Linked DNA regions of Homo sapiens: region 2 is linked to region 1. Evidence: chromatin contacts called from ENCODE Hi-C or POLR2A ChIA-PET data. All regions are on one chromosome and are shown on one strand. The core of a region is the stretch at or near the end of the contact, and the rest is flanking DNA. Distances in the headings are between cores, read along the strand shown. Region 1 has its middle 250 kb from the start of HIVEP2. Region 2 overlaps AIG1 (androgen induced 1).

What was found. Hi-C counts contacts between places; a loop is a spot of excess contacts on that map. ChIA-PET counts read pairs that join two places held with the same protein, here RNA polymerase II (POLR2A). Pooled maps may share reads with other maps.
Region 2: a map of psoas muscle shows a loop between it and region 1 (2.0-fold over the local background). The contact joins two enhancer-like sites. A Hi-C loop is called at or near these places in 1 of 168 maps with a recorded cell type or tissue (psoas muscle) and 2 of 50 pooled maps. POLR2A ChIA-PET finds 5 or more read pairs at or near these places in 2 of 52 experiments (WTC11 and activated CD4-positive, alpha-beta T cell).

What each region holds. Positions count from the first base shown.
Region 1 is chr6:142,690,881-142,698,066 of GRCh38, forward strand. No RefSeq gene overlaps it. Among named protein-coding and RNA genes, the nearest start is that of HIVEP2, 250 kb to the right of the region's middle. Within about 2 kb of position 5,936, at least 15 of the 41 ENCODE cell types and tissues checked have a DNase peak (open chromatin) inside an H3K27ac peak, as active enhancers do; they include psoas muscle, where a contact is called at or near this core.
Region 2 is chr6:143,155,368-143,162,300 of GRCh38, forward strand. All of the region lies in intron 2 of AIG1 (androgen induced 1), which reads left to right. The region is part of intron 1 of LOC124901416 (a long non-coding RNA gene); the gene reads right to left. Among named protein-coding and RNA genes, the nearest start is that of AIG1, 98 kb to the left of the region's middle. Within about 2 kb of position 5,209, at least 2 of the 41 ENCODE cell types and tissues checked have a DNase peak (open chromatin) inside an H3K27ac peak, as active enhancers do; they include psoas muscle, where a contact is called at or near this core.

The sequences.
Region 1 (7,186 bases), core at 4,686-7,185:
TGGAGGACAGAGAAAGGGGCAAGGCATATAGATTATAAAGAGGTAAGGTTTAGCTTGATAAAAGGAAAAATCCTAATAATTATAGCTATTTAAAAACGAAATATGCTTATTGAACTTTTAAAGGTGATATTATGGACAAATACTTAATGAAAAAGGATAAAAGATGGTTCTAAAACATGAGTAGTACAATTCTTTTAGAATAAAGGTGTGCATACCCATGCACGCATGTGCACGCATGCACATGCACACACACACACACACATACGCACACCTGGGCACATACATCAGAATGTTCATGGTGTTTATCTCTGAGTGATAGTATTACAGATATTTTTAATTTTTATTTTGTACATTTTGGTTTTGTTTTCTAAAATTATTACAGTGAATGCAAATTATTTTTCTTATGACAGGAAAACACTGTACAGCAAAAATGGTTGTGGGACCTAGGGAGTTCTATTTTGTTGGAGGTGTTTGAGCAGAACCTGTAGTTGCTGTTGATAACTCCCAGGATGTTGAAAAGGAGACTGTTATAGACAGGAAGATGGCTATTACCTCTTTTAACCTCTATGGTGCTTCAGATTCTGAGAATCTATTGCACAAAATAATAATTATAACTAATAATTATAACCACTATAACTATTAACATATAACCTGTAGTTATTAATAGTTATGATTAATAAAGTCATAGAATCTCAGATTTGTCAGGGAACTCAGAAGTCAACTTTCCCAGCCAATGTAAGACAGTATGAAAAATCCTTGGCCACACATGCGGATAAAGGATTGCCCATGGCTGGGAATGTATATCCTTTCCTGCTGCTCACTGGTCTACACTAGCAGGTAAGAAACACATTTGTCTCTAAACACCCAGCCCAGTGGTACATGAAATGATCTTCATCTATTTGTTTCTCAAGCATGAAATGATAGCCTACACACAATCTTTTCATATTGTAGTCACTCTGTGATCTTTCAAAATGAAAATAAAGAGGTCTTGTCACTAGGTGTACAATCTATTTTCCTTGACTTGAAATCTCATCTTTTATTTCTTCAAAGCACATAAGGACTTTATCTTTAATTCTATCTTGTATTCTGTTATCAAATCCATTTGTTGTTGTTCTATGTCTGCTCAGGATGTCTGAACATTTTTACATAGAGTAACTTTAAGTGTGAACCTAAGTCGAATTCAAAACAAGACATCTAACTCTAAGAAAAGCCTTAGGTAAAACTTTGAATATATTTATCTTGAATGCTACAAGATGTCCAAATTATCCCTAGACATCCTCTCTTCACTTTCTTCAGACACCTAACCCTTCCTCCCTCTGCCACCTCAAATTCAAAATTCACACTTAGGAGAAAGATTTGTAATTTTTTCAAATCAAAGCTTATAGTAGAAGCCAATCAACTAATTCTGTAATTGTCTCTTAAACACCCTAAACTATGCAGGACCACTTCATTGCAAAAACAAAATAAACTCTTGAAATCACAAGGTAATATATAGCAATTAACAATTCAACATTACAAACAGTAAGTGCTATTGGTAAATGCTACTTAAGTTCAGGAAATAAAAGGTAATTATCTTTGAGCTGACAAATTTACCGCACTACCAATAAATGAAGGAATTACTGTATAGTGTGCTAGCAGGGATCCTGGGAGATCTGGTGGAGATAGAAGTTCTAGCTGAACTTCAGAACCCTCCAATACAAACAGGCTTATCTGAGGGGACAGGTCAGTCCTGCACACTATTGCAAGTGTTATCAAAGTGTGGTCCACGGACCAGCATCCTCTACACCACTTGGGAGCTTGTTAAAGGTACAGAATCGAGGGCCCCGTCCAGAACTAGTAAATAAAAAATCTAGATTTTTAACAAGCTCCCAGGATGATTATTCATATGCACATTGAAGTTTGAGAAGCTCTGGTCTACACAGTGGCGATTCTGCTCAGTTTCTTCGCATTTTAGTCCTGGGCTTTCAAAGCTACTTGCTTTTTTAAATCAACTATTAATTTGTAGCCTACAATTGTCACAACTGCAAAATTAACTCATTACTTAACTTTATTCTATTTCTCATGCATTTCCCCCTCAACGTCCCTTTTTCTCCAACGGTGGTCCCTTGAGAATGACAGATTTTTCACCACCCAGCAACCAAGGCACTACCCCACATCCTACACGAGGGGGCGCATGAGGACTAAGATTCGGGATCTTCTAGGCCATCTTCTCCACAGTGATTTTTATCAGCGACGGCCCCCTTTCTCCAGGATTGGTTTCCCAATGACATCACTTGGAAGCATGAAGAGTTGCTAGAATCCTCTCCTCCACTCACAAGCCAGGCATTTCCTGAACCCTTGCTGCGTTCGCCGCTTTCCACCCCATACCATTTCCCTAAGAGACAAGCATTCAGATGATCTACCCCCAGGGGTCCCAGGGAAGGAGGGAGAATCATTGCTTTAAATACAACGGCAGATCAGAGGGCCCTTGGTCAATATCCCTGCTCTCATTTCTCCTGTGTTTCATCTTCCATCAGGTCATACAGCCTTGAAAGTCTTTGACACATCACCCCTCCCTTCAGATCCCCACCTCTCCAATATTTCAGCAGAGCTTGGTCTTTTATAATCTAATTTTAAAAAACTCTTGCTCCATTCTGTTCTTTTACTGCAAACAGAGAGTAGCTGAGTGAGTGGCGTGAGGATGAAGAGTCCAGAGCTGAGGCTTGTGGATTTCCTGGGAAGTTACTCACTCAACCTTTGGCCTGGGGAATAATTAGAAAAATGAATGTTTCATTCCCTTGAGAAGGCTTTTTCTTTGTCCACTGGAACCCAATACTGGCGCTGTGGCTGTGTTTTAGAGAGTGTCTAGTGGCGCTAACTTGCTAAATCCATGAGGTTTATCACTGTTATGCACAGTGCCCACCAAGTGTTGGCAACAAGCAACTCGTAAATGCATTTTGGCAATTACTATGAAATTTTCAGTGTCATATGGGTCTTCCACCTCCTAAAAGCTTTTGTCCTGATGAAAGCTTTTATTTTAACTGTAGTTTTTCCCTAATAGGGCTCTATTTCAAACTTTAACAGTTGTAATTATTTGTATCAACGTGCAATCCCACACTTAAACAAATTGGAGCCCACTCCAGAACAAAATTAAAATGGCTTCAAAGAATGACAGAAAAACATTTCTTTTGGCAAGGAATAACAGGAAGGCAGAAGGAATACAGGAGAGATCCAGTGGAGAGGATAAAGCAATGGGAGGCCTTTCCACATGTGTAGCCTCTTAAAAAAATTGCTACCATTCCTTATGTTGCCTATGCAGGATACAACCCTATCTCTTAGTAAAAATGGTCTCCCCACCCCCACAATTCTTGTGGCTATTACCAAACAGTGCTTCTTATAAAAGAAAAAGAATATGACAAAGCAACCACAAGGAAGGTTAAAAAAAAAAGATAAAACCCGGGGCTAGAATACACCCAGTTGATGCTCAATAATGATTGACTTAAATGTTTGTGTGGCACAAGGTACAGAGTGGATTTCTTTCACATCAATCTGGAAATTCATAGCTTCTTCAGGCTTCTTGTCATACATATCGTGTGAAATATTTTATGACACGGCTCTGTGGATCCTGAAATGCTCGGTCCCGTTCTGTCTGAAAGTAGCACTTCTCTCTTCCTGTTGGGCCCCTCACCAAGAGCCCTTAGCGTCTGAGGCATCTCCCTGGTTATACTTTCATCAGATGGTGAAGCGGCCGTGCATTCATTGCACTTTCCCCCCAACACAAGCACTTTCATTGTTATCATTTACTGATATCAAATAGAGAAGTAAGTCAGGTGAATCATCATATACTGTGTATTTATCACAAAATCGAGCCTACCCTTTATGCCTGGGAGAACACTGGCATGACCTAGTTCACTTCCCTAGGGCTGGATACCCTTCAAGTCTTCCTCCGTGAAGGAGAATCTTTCTCCTTGTATGAGCCAAGAACACATTTTAGTGCAGCATTTCCTTTGTAGTTCAGATCTATTTTAATTGGGTAAATCTTTCATTACATAAATACAAATATTAGCAGGGGCCAGATACTGTATCAGGCTCACCAAAGCCAAGTGGCTGGAGGTGCTGTGCCCCACCAATAGGCTTTTTTTTTTCCACTGTGATAATTTCTGTTCCTTAACATAGGACATCAGATAGAAACCATTCCATTTGCAGACAAGAAAATACATCTACTGTCCAATCTACATGTATTTGTATGGCCGGGAGGAGAGGGTAGACCATTCCAGGCCTGGGAAGCCGTCCAGGGAAACAGGAGGAAGAGAGCCAGGGAAGTGTGTTTAGAGTAGAGAGAGCATGATTAGACTCAAGCAAAGGAGCACATCACAGGAGGAAAGAATAATTATTTTGGACGAGTGGGCAGGATAGTTTGGGGAGTGCCCTGAGAGCTAGTAAGGGGTCATGGTCATGACATCATAGGCAGTTGGGAGCCCTGCCAGACTTAGAGTGGTGGCATCTGAAAGAGACTAGGGTTAGGCATGCAGAGTGGATTGGGGCTACAGAAATCCATGGCAAAACTTATTCATGTCTTTTTAAAGTCTTTTTGGTTACAAGCATCAAAGCCAGCAAAGTTTGGCTAATCAATAAACAAGAACTTACTGTAAAGATGCAAAGTCATCCTCAGAAGTCAATAGCAGATGTAGCCCTGCCTCTTTTGACTCGGTTCATTCTTTGGCATTGCCTTTTGGTTTTCTCTACACACTGACTTGTTCTGATTCTCCCTGCGTATGGCCACCATGGCTCCAAAATTCATGTCTGAGCCAAACACAGACGCTGATCTCTAGTTATCCATTTCTTTAAGTCCAATTCCAAATTCCCAAGAGAAAGATATTGATTGTCCAGCTTGGGTCAGTGAGAACTCTGATGCAATCTATGGCCAAAGTGGAAGAGTCATGGTGGATGCTCGGTTACTTGGCCTTCCCTTTTGTGGAGAGGGGGATGATTCCTTGAGAAATGGTGTCATAGACTGGGAAGGAACTCCAAAAGATGTTTACAACCACCTGCCAGAAGTCTGCTGGTGTATTTTAATACTGCCATCCTGCAAGCTCAGTGTCAGTAAGAACAGAAGAAAGGGATAAATAGAGGTAATGTTTGTCATATTTCTAGAAACCGGACAGGTTTAGGACACATTGGAGTGCCAGCCATGGGAATAACATCAGGATAGAATGGTCTGGGCAAAGCTGAATGGGAAGAGGCATTTCCACAAAACTGCCCAAGGCAGTGGCACTACTAGGTTCAGAAGAATTCAGAGACCCAGGGAGGGCTGCTATTTAGAATAGCTCAGAACATCACAAGTGTGCTGGCTTTCCACTTTAATGTGAAGCTGGGTGTGGAGTTTTTAAAGCTCTATGCAAGACCTCACTGTTCCCAAAACATGGAAGGAAGTGTTTGACCTCAGAACATTCTCATATTATTAATCAACACACCAAATATTTACCCAGGACCTAGTCTGTGCCCAGTGCTGTTCGATACTGTAGTGCTCGGTCAGTGCTGTAGAGACAGAAGGGCCATCCCTCTGCTGTTGTAGAAAGTCCCTTCAGGGGTTCTGGAGGGAGTTGGGTGCCAGGAAGTTTCCCAGACTCCTCTCAGCCTCCCTTCCCAAACTCAAAGAAACGTGCTCCCTCCACTCTCCTCTTCTGCCTGCCAGAGTTTCCAGATTTGTTCTGTTTTGCAGTTGCGTCAAGCCACACTCAATTCCAATCCTAGCAGAAGGCATAAATTAACATTTTATTATGCGTGCTTGTTAGGGTCTCTTAAAGCAGACATGCAAATTCGAGGCTCCCATAGTAAATTAGGGCATACCCAGATTTTGCTGAAAATAAATCAAGTCGCCCTGGCCAAACCCTTGGAAAGCAGCACTTCTCTGAGCTATCCTGGGACAGATGCTCCCCTCAGCTCCTGCCCCAGGTTGTTTACCCTGGCCCCTGGCCATTTCCTGCCCCGTTTGGCACCCAGGTCCTCTCTGTCCAGCTGCCACTGGCTCATAGGACTCTTGGTCGACTTTCACTTACAAGGAACCAATTTCACAAGCAGCTGTAGGTGAGCCTTTTACGGGCCTCTGGCGAGTGAGTGAGAGGCCTCGGGCCTTCTCCCACAAGCAGCTGGACAAATATATCTGCCTTGGCTTTCCAGGGGGACCAGCTATTTTGAGGCTCCCCTTTGATTGACTCTTCCTACTACTGTGCCTTTAATTGCAGTTTATGGATCTTAAAACCTTATAGAACAGGAACTTCAAGCTAGACAGAGCTTGATTGGATTTGGCGTGGCTGTGGCGGAGGAATTCGAATTAGCAAAATCAAAAGTGAGAAGTAGTTAGTATGCACTTAGGCTCTACTAGGTTCCATTTTTAATTGTTCTGTGGCCTTTCTTTCCAGCATGCTGATTAGGTCATATAATTTTGTGTGTGGTTGGAGAAAGGTGGACAGGGGAAAGAGAGAAAGAATGTTTTCCAAGTCGCCACTTTAATTTTCAAAGTGTCCTTTCACATCCCTCATTATTATAAATTATCTGCCTCCTTGGGAGCATGCGTGGATGATCCCACCCAAATAGAGAAGGTGGTAAAGGCAAGGAAGCCATCACTGCCCTCCTGAGTCAGCCCACAGGCATCGGTCACAGATCGAAAACCCTAGTTCTGACCAGGTAGGTGGAAGAGCTGACTTCAGGGGCCTTGTGCCAGCCTAGATGAGCATGGTAAGTATTCACGGGGGATATTTGAGCCTCCCTATCTTAGAGGTTACACTGGAAGACACCATCAATTGGGTCCTATGTAGTGCGAGTGTGTGGGAGTGCCTCCAGCATTCCTGCAAGCCTGCTTCCAGAAGACTACTTGTCCCTCCACTCCTGTGGCTCTCAGGAAGTTGTGTTCCTTCTAAGTGCTGGAAGATACACCGGAACCTGAGGCTGCCACTCTGAAGGCTCCAGTTCTCTGCCATGTTGCTATCTCTATTTTATTTCTCCTTCCAAACAGATGCTTCTTAACCTCCTTCCTCCTGCCTCTCACCTCGCTCCCAGCTTTTCTGAATCCTTTCTCTCCTTGTTTCACTCAGTTCTTCTTTGCATCTCATTTCACCTTCCTGCTCTGTAGAGAGCTATGCGTGGCTCTTACCTTCCCCCAGTGGCATTTAAAGTGTTTCTTGGTGCAAAACATCCTATTCATTGC
Region 2 (6,933 bases), core at 3,959-6,458, 460 kb after region 1:
AGCTCAGGAGAGGCTTCTTCTTGTGGGGGGGATATCTAAGCTCCCATTTCTATGGTCGGGTGAGCTGGGTGGGATGGTGGGAGGCGTTCTAGGGAAGGGAGCAACATTGATGGGGACCTGGAGGGTGAAAGAGCCTTTGGCAGCTTAGAGGAACTGGCCGCCGTGCAGGAATCAGAGTTAAGTAGGCCGGTGTTACAAGCACAGTGTTGTGGGGGTCAAGGAGAGAAGTATGTCTGACAAGAAACTGGGGGGAGAAAACAAGTGCACCATGATGGTAGCAATGGATAAAGCTTAGATTTTGAAATGGGTTGTTTTTTAATGAATTTAAAGCTGCAATTATAAAACGCACAAAGGAATGGATACTTCAAGTGTGTGATGAGTTTGGGAAGCCACACATAGTCTGGTGAAGAGGGTCCCTGGAAGAAACTGGAAGGGGACTGGGAAGAGCATTTGGGGCTTGACCACAAAGGAAGTTTGATTTTTTGTCCTGCAGGCATGGAGGAGCCATTGGGACTTCTGAGCTGGCAAGTTCTTCAAAGTTTACTCAGAGGCCAAGATAAAGCATAGATGGAGTTAAAGAGAACTGAAACCAGTGAGCCTGGCCAAGAGGCTACTGCAGGAGTCCAGGATAGGGACATTAGAGCCTGAAGCTGGGGTGAAGGGAGTGGTACTGGGACAGGGAGTGACAAAGGAGCCTCATGTCAGCAGGCCCAGCCAACAATAGGGACCTCAGATCCTGGAGCATCTCTCCTAGTATTTAGGTTGGTGCAAACGTAATTGTGCTTTTTGCAATTTATCCCTCTGAGGTCTCTTGTAGGTATATAAAAACATACATGTAACACATCTACTGTGGCCTTGTTGGAAATTGGGAAATTGGAAAGAATGCATGTATCCGTTAGTGAGTACTTGAGTAAACTATGGTACATAATCCTACAATGGGGTTCTATGGAGCACTTAAGAACCATGGAGTATCTTCTTAAAATATTAAGTCAGAAGAATTGCAGAAGACTAGGTATAGTATGACCTAATTTCATAGAATAATGTGTAGAGTGCATTTTACATGCATAGAAAAAGATCTTGAAAGATATACCTCTTCCTTTGGCAATAAAGATCTTTGCAGGTGGAGATTGTAAAGAATGTTTACTTTTTATACATTTCCTTATAGTGATTTATTTATTACAAATATGTTCATGCTTCAGTATATCTGTCTGTTGCACTTCTACGTGAATGGTGTTGTCTTAGATTGGACTCCTGTGACCAGGCTTTGAGATGGAGACCACATGCAGAAGGAGGCAGCCCTTGGGAGGTTCCCCTGTTAGGAAGTAAGGAAGACAGCATTGGGCAGAGAGGGAAGCTCACCCATATTGCAGTTGTAACTGAGACATACTAGGAGCTTTTGAGCTGGGATGACCCTTCAGAGTCATCCTAAATTGGGGCAGGGTCTTTATATCCTTGCGTTAGCCAGTCATTGGGTTTGGACTGCCTTGAGGAGGGAGCATGACCTTGGGCTAGTCCATTCCCTGTAGCTGAGGGCAACTCCTGTTGAAGGATGCAGCTAAGAATGGCCAGCAACTGATAGTCCTATGCACTGGCCAATGGATGCCCTGACTCTGAAGAGGGAATCTGGGAAAGCACTACAGTATCCATTACAGTTATTTGGTGTAAGTTTAAAATTTATTTTTAGACCTTGCAGACCTTGCTTAATTATCTTAACTTTGCTTTCACTAATACAAAGGTAAAAGAGGAAAAAATGATTATCTCAATGTGAAAAAAATTAAATGAAATTAAAAAACCTTTTTGATTAAAAAAGTCTTGGCAATTAGGAGTAAAAAGCAATTTATTTGCCCTGATAAAGAGTACTTTCTCCAGGCTCCCCTTTCTCTGAAGGTGTAGGCCCTCTGCGGGCCAGGCTCCTCTGGCTTAATTTCCTCCACCACATTGTGTGGCCTCAGGCCTTGCCTTCCTTCTCCTTGACCACAATCCGCAGAGTGCTCTGATTCTCATATTGGTATTTGCCTCCAGGCAGTCCCAGTTTCTGAATTTCCTTCTGTTTTCATTTTTCCTCTCTTCTTTTTTTTTTTTCCTTTTTTTTTTTTGTGGCTCCTAGTGATTTCCCTTCCTTTCTTGTGTGCTCAGCAATACATTTAAAAGTATATTTGTTGTAATTTATTTAGCACCTAGTGTTTCACAGCAGGAAGGTTTTTCAGTGTATCTGGTCCACAGTTCTGCAGAAAGCTAAACCCCGACTGTCTTCACCAAAGGCAATTTTTCCTTTTGCTGCCTCTAATGTGACTTTCAGTTTTATTTTTTATATTTTATTTATTTCATAAGTTCATTCACCTTTATCCTCTTCTCCTCTTGCTCTATCTTCTATCGAATCTCAGTTTTTCTTCTTTGACCTCTTTTCTTTAATGGAGAATTATTTGATCATGAATTATACCTATTGGGGCAAACTTTTCTGGTTTGTATCATTCAGCTGACTTTTTAAAATCATATTCCTCTCTATGTTTTTTGTGTTATCTATGACTACATTCCATACTGTTTCATTTCTTGTGATTATGCATTCTTAAATTGGTTTGTTCTTACCAAGCCAGCTATTTGTGAAAGGATAGAACTGGAGACAGACTAGGGAATGGAGCTAGGGCAGCTTGAATTTCCATCTATTTTCCACTACTGCCTTTCCTGGAGAACGGCCTCTGTGTGGGCTCAACTCATTTCTCTCTCCTCAGCTCATTTTTATCACAGCTCTTTTGGATGGTGACATAAAGCTTGGTCTCCATCAGCTGAGCATGAGCCATATATTCAGGCACCACTCTTTTCTTGTTGACCTTAGTACACCCACATCCTGCTCTGGCAGAGATGACACACTAGCCTGTTTCCACGTTTAGCATCATCACCTCTGACCCCTAATGCCAAACAGGGGTCAGAGCATTTCCCCAGTGCTCCCATGCATCGAGACCTCATGTTCCCAGCAAGGGTCATTTAATGTCCTTCAGGGTTTGCCACCTGTAAAGACCTCTCTGTTCTGCTCACTAAACTAGAGAGCTGCAGGATCTTGTTTCTTCCATCAGTCTCCCCATGTCCTTATTTAATTTTCCTAACACTTGGCAGCCTTTTAAAGAGTGATGTTTGGATTATGGGTGTTTCCTAGTGTTTCATCAGTTTCACTTCTGTTTGTCGTTCTCTTAATTTTTGGTTGACTTAAGGAAAGAGAGCTTTCAGTCTTGCACTTGATCTTGAAGTCCAGAGGATTATTATAGGATGATAGAAGACTTAAGCAGGTGAGGGACGAGCTATCTCATAGATGATCTGAGAAGGGCTGGGCCATAAGAGTAGCCTGGAAAGAAGGAGATTTCTTCCTTACACACAGAAGGACAAAAATCCACAGGGAACATACAGGAGGAATTTTAGGTCGATAGGAAGAAAAGGAGTAAAAAGGTACTTGCTCCTGTGGGAGATGTGGAGTCTGGCATGTACAAGGAACAGCAATAGACTTTATTCATTTATTCAGCAAATTTTTATCACATCCATGCTATATGCCAGGCAGTGGGGAACCAGTAATGAACAGGGCAAACCAATTCCTGTTCTCTGATACTTCACTTTCTCATAGAAGAGCCACAGAACAAAGAAGAACTGAGCAGCAGCAACAATAGCAAGAGCCTGTTTTCTGCCAGGTTCTAAAATAGACAACAGAGCCCTGGAGGGTCTAGTGGTGGCTTCCATGTGGAGGTGCTATTTAAGCTAGATGTGAAAGAACAGAGAATCCAGCCATGTGAAAGGAGGGGAAGAGCATTCCTGGCACAGAGTAGAAAATGCTATGGCCCTGAATCAGGAAAGAGCTTAATAATTTTCAGGAACAAACAAATTACTGGTTGGACTTGAAGGAGCAAGACAGAACATGGCACAGGCCGAGGTTGGAGAGAAAGGAAGGAACCAAATCATGTAGGCATTTGTAGGAGCTGGGTTTGTATTCTATCATTACTTCCTCAGTCAGTAGAGATAATGAAGAACAGAAATCTAGGCAAATATGGATAAATTATAAATGTACCAAAATGATGATAGTTAAAACCCACGAAAAAAAGAGCATAACATCAACAAGTGCTTTGGCAATTTTCTATGTGGAGATTCTGGTTTTAAGATAATTTGGGCAGAATTCATAGCATAAAAAATTAACATTACTCACAGACTTACATTCTAAGGAGAGGAATTCCATGTCATGCTTTTAGGAATGAATCCTAGAAACTGATTGTCCTCTGGAACAAAGGAGACTGTGGCATTTTAGAGAGCCCTAAGCTTCACTATGCGTTTCTGAATTTGAGGATATGGTTGAGGAAAATTAGTCAGAAGGAAAGGACTTGGACACTCAGGATTCCATAGATCTGGAAAGTAGGAAGGCAAGGGCTGTGCTGAAGGAGACATTCACTCTTTGCATGGGGGCCATCAGAGACGAAGCCAGATAGCATGCACAACACCCAGCTTATTCTCACACCCATACTTTCTCTGTTTGCAAAGAGAAATCACAATGGAAATATTTCTAAAGATTACCCTTCTGCAACAGAAAGAATTGACTGGAAAGTAAGTTATGAAAAAGAAATCTGGAAGCAAGGTAATAGAGCCCCAAACAGAATTTAAATCTTTTCCTATCAGTATTTGGTAGAGTCTGAGTACTGACTTATCAGAATATATATAGGATTTTATCCAGTTGAAGCTGCAGACTTTAAGGATGTATCCATTTCCTCCCCTCTTCCCTCTGTCCTTCCCTCCCTCAACAGTGAATGTTTGAGATGATGCTATCCAGCCTTTATAGACCAATCTATAGATAAGTGACTCTTCTTTTTAGCCTTCTTCATGGCGAATTTCTCTCCAACATTCTTTGCATTCTAATTGGTCTTACTCAATTCCAAAGAATTTCCCATTAATCAATAAAGCTTCTTCTTAGAAGTGGACTAAAGCTGAAGTTTCAGCTTCTGTCAGACTCCATGTGAGAGACTCCTTTCAAAAAGAGGCAAACTGTAAATCCAGTTTTCTTTTGGCATTAATTTCCTAGTAGTTCTGGGGGTTCAAATGAGACATCAGTGACTAGCTGTCACTCAAGTATTTTATCTCAAAGCTTAAAGGACTGGAAAGTGACTGTGCTCCTTCCACTCTCAGTTTAAGTACAGTATTCTGTTCCTGGCAGCCAAGAAGCAGCAGGTGTAGGATGAGGAATAGCTGGCCATTGCTCCTGGCCAGAGAAGGTGCTTCTTCACAACAGTGGAAGGTTTCAGTATCGCTTAGCCTGTCCAAGAGAAACTATTTTTGTTCCATATCCATGCCCTGGTAGGAGAGTTCAAATTTATTTTGGGTTTGCTGATGGCTATACTATCAGGAGGATATCAGTGCAGGAAGCCAAGAAGCTACCATCTGTGCTGTGTTTATATCTAAAGAATTATTTAGAAGACTGATTACTCAGTTAGCTGGGCCTCCTGACCTTCTAGTATTACACTTAGAAAGGTAACTAACACTTTCTTGAAAGTCACTTCACTTTTAATAACCCATATAATTCCCTCAATATAAGGTAGGGATCAAAGTATTGACCAAAGCTTCACACTGAGTCTCATGTGTTGTGGATGCTATGAATGATCACTTGTGGTTAACAGATAGTGACTCCTAACAGTGATATGTTAGTAAATATTTAACAATGGGCTCTCTAGGGAAAAATAACTGATTCATAGCATTTGCCAGTTTCCATGATGGAATAGTAAGAACAATTTTATAAATTCAAAAACATAGATGAAATATAGAAATTCCTCAAAAGACAATAATGACCAAAATCAACTCAAGCAAAGTAGGAAGCCCAAATAGCCCTATATTTATTAAAGAAAATGAATTCACAAATCTGCCCACCAGAAAAATTGCAAGTCCAGATGGCTTTACTAGGGAAGTATATCAATTGCATAAGGAATAAATTACACTAATCTTGCACAAAACCCTTCAGAAAATAGAGAGGAAACACTTCCCAACTCACCTTTTGATTCCAGAATTTATACTGTTACCAGAATTAGGTGAAGACATTATGAGAAAAGAAAATTATAGATCAGAAATCAGTATACTTCATGAATAGAGATGAAAAGAAAATTCTTTGCAAAGTATCAGCAGATTGAATCCAGTAAAAACATATATTATATATATATGTGTGTATATATATGTGTGTGTGTGTGTACATATATATATATATATAAATTATCATATATGATGACCAGGAATGTAAGGTTGGTTTGACTTTCAAAATCAACTGATATAATTCACCATATTAACAGAATAAAGAGGGAAAACTGTATGATTGTCTCAAGTATGAAACAAAACCATCTGAAAAAATGGAAAAATTCAGCACTTATTCTTTGTGTATGTATATAACTCCCAAATAAAGTAAGAATAGAAGAGATTTTTCTCAACTTGATAAAAGACAACTAAAAGAAGCCTGCAGCTAATATCAGACTTAAGTGTGGAAAGACTGACCACTTTCCCTAAGATAGAGATGAAGGCAAGGATGCTCACTCTCCATCACTTCTATTCAACATATTGCTGCAGATCACAGGCAGTGCAATAAAAAAAAAGAAGTAAAATGCATAAAATTGTAAGGGAAAAACACTGTCTTTATTTGCAGATCGTGTAAGTATAAAATGCAAAACTATTTCTAAAATAGCTACTAGAACTACTACATGAATTTAGCAAAGGTATAAGCTACATTGTCAATATTCAAAAATCAGTTCATTCTTATAAACTAACAAAAAAGAATGTAAAAAATGTAATACTCTCCACAGTAGCATCACAAAACATGAAATATTTATGGACAGGTTCAGCAAAATATGTGCAGTATCTGTGCATTGAAAACCACAAACATTGCTGAGAGAAATTAAAGAAGACCCAAGTTAGGGGATACAAATGATCTTC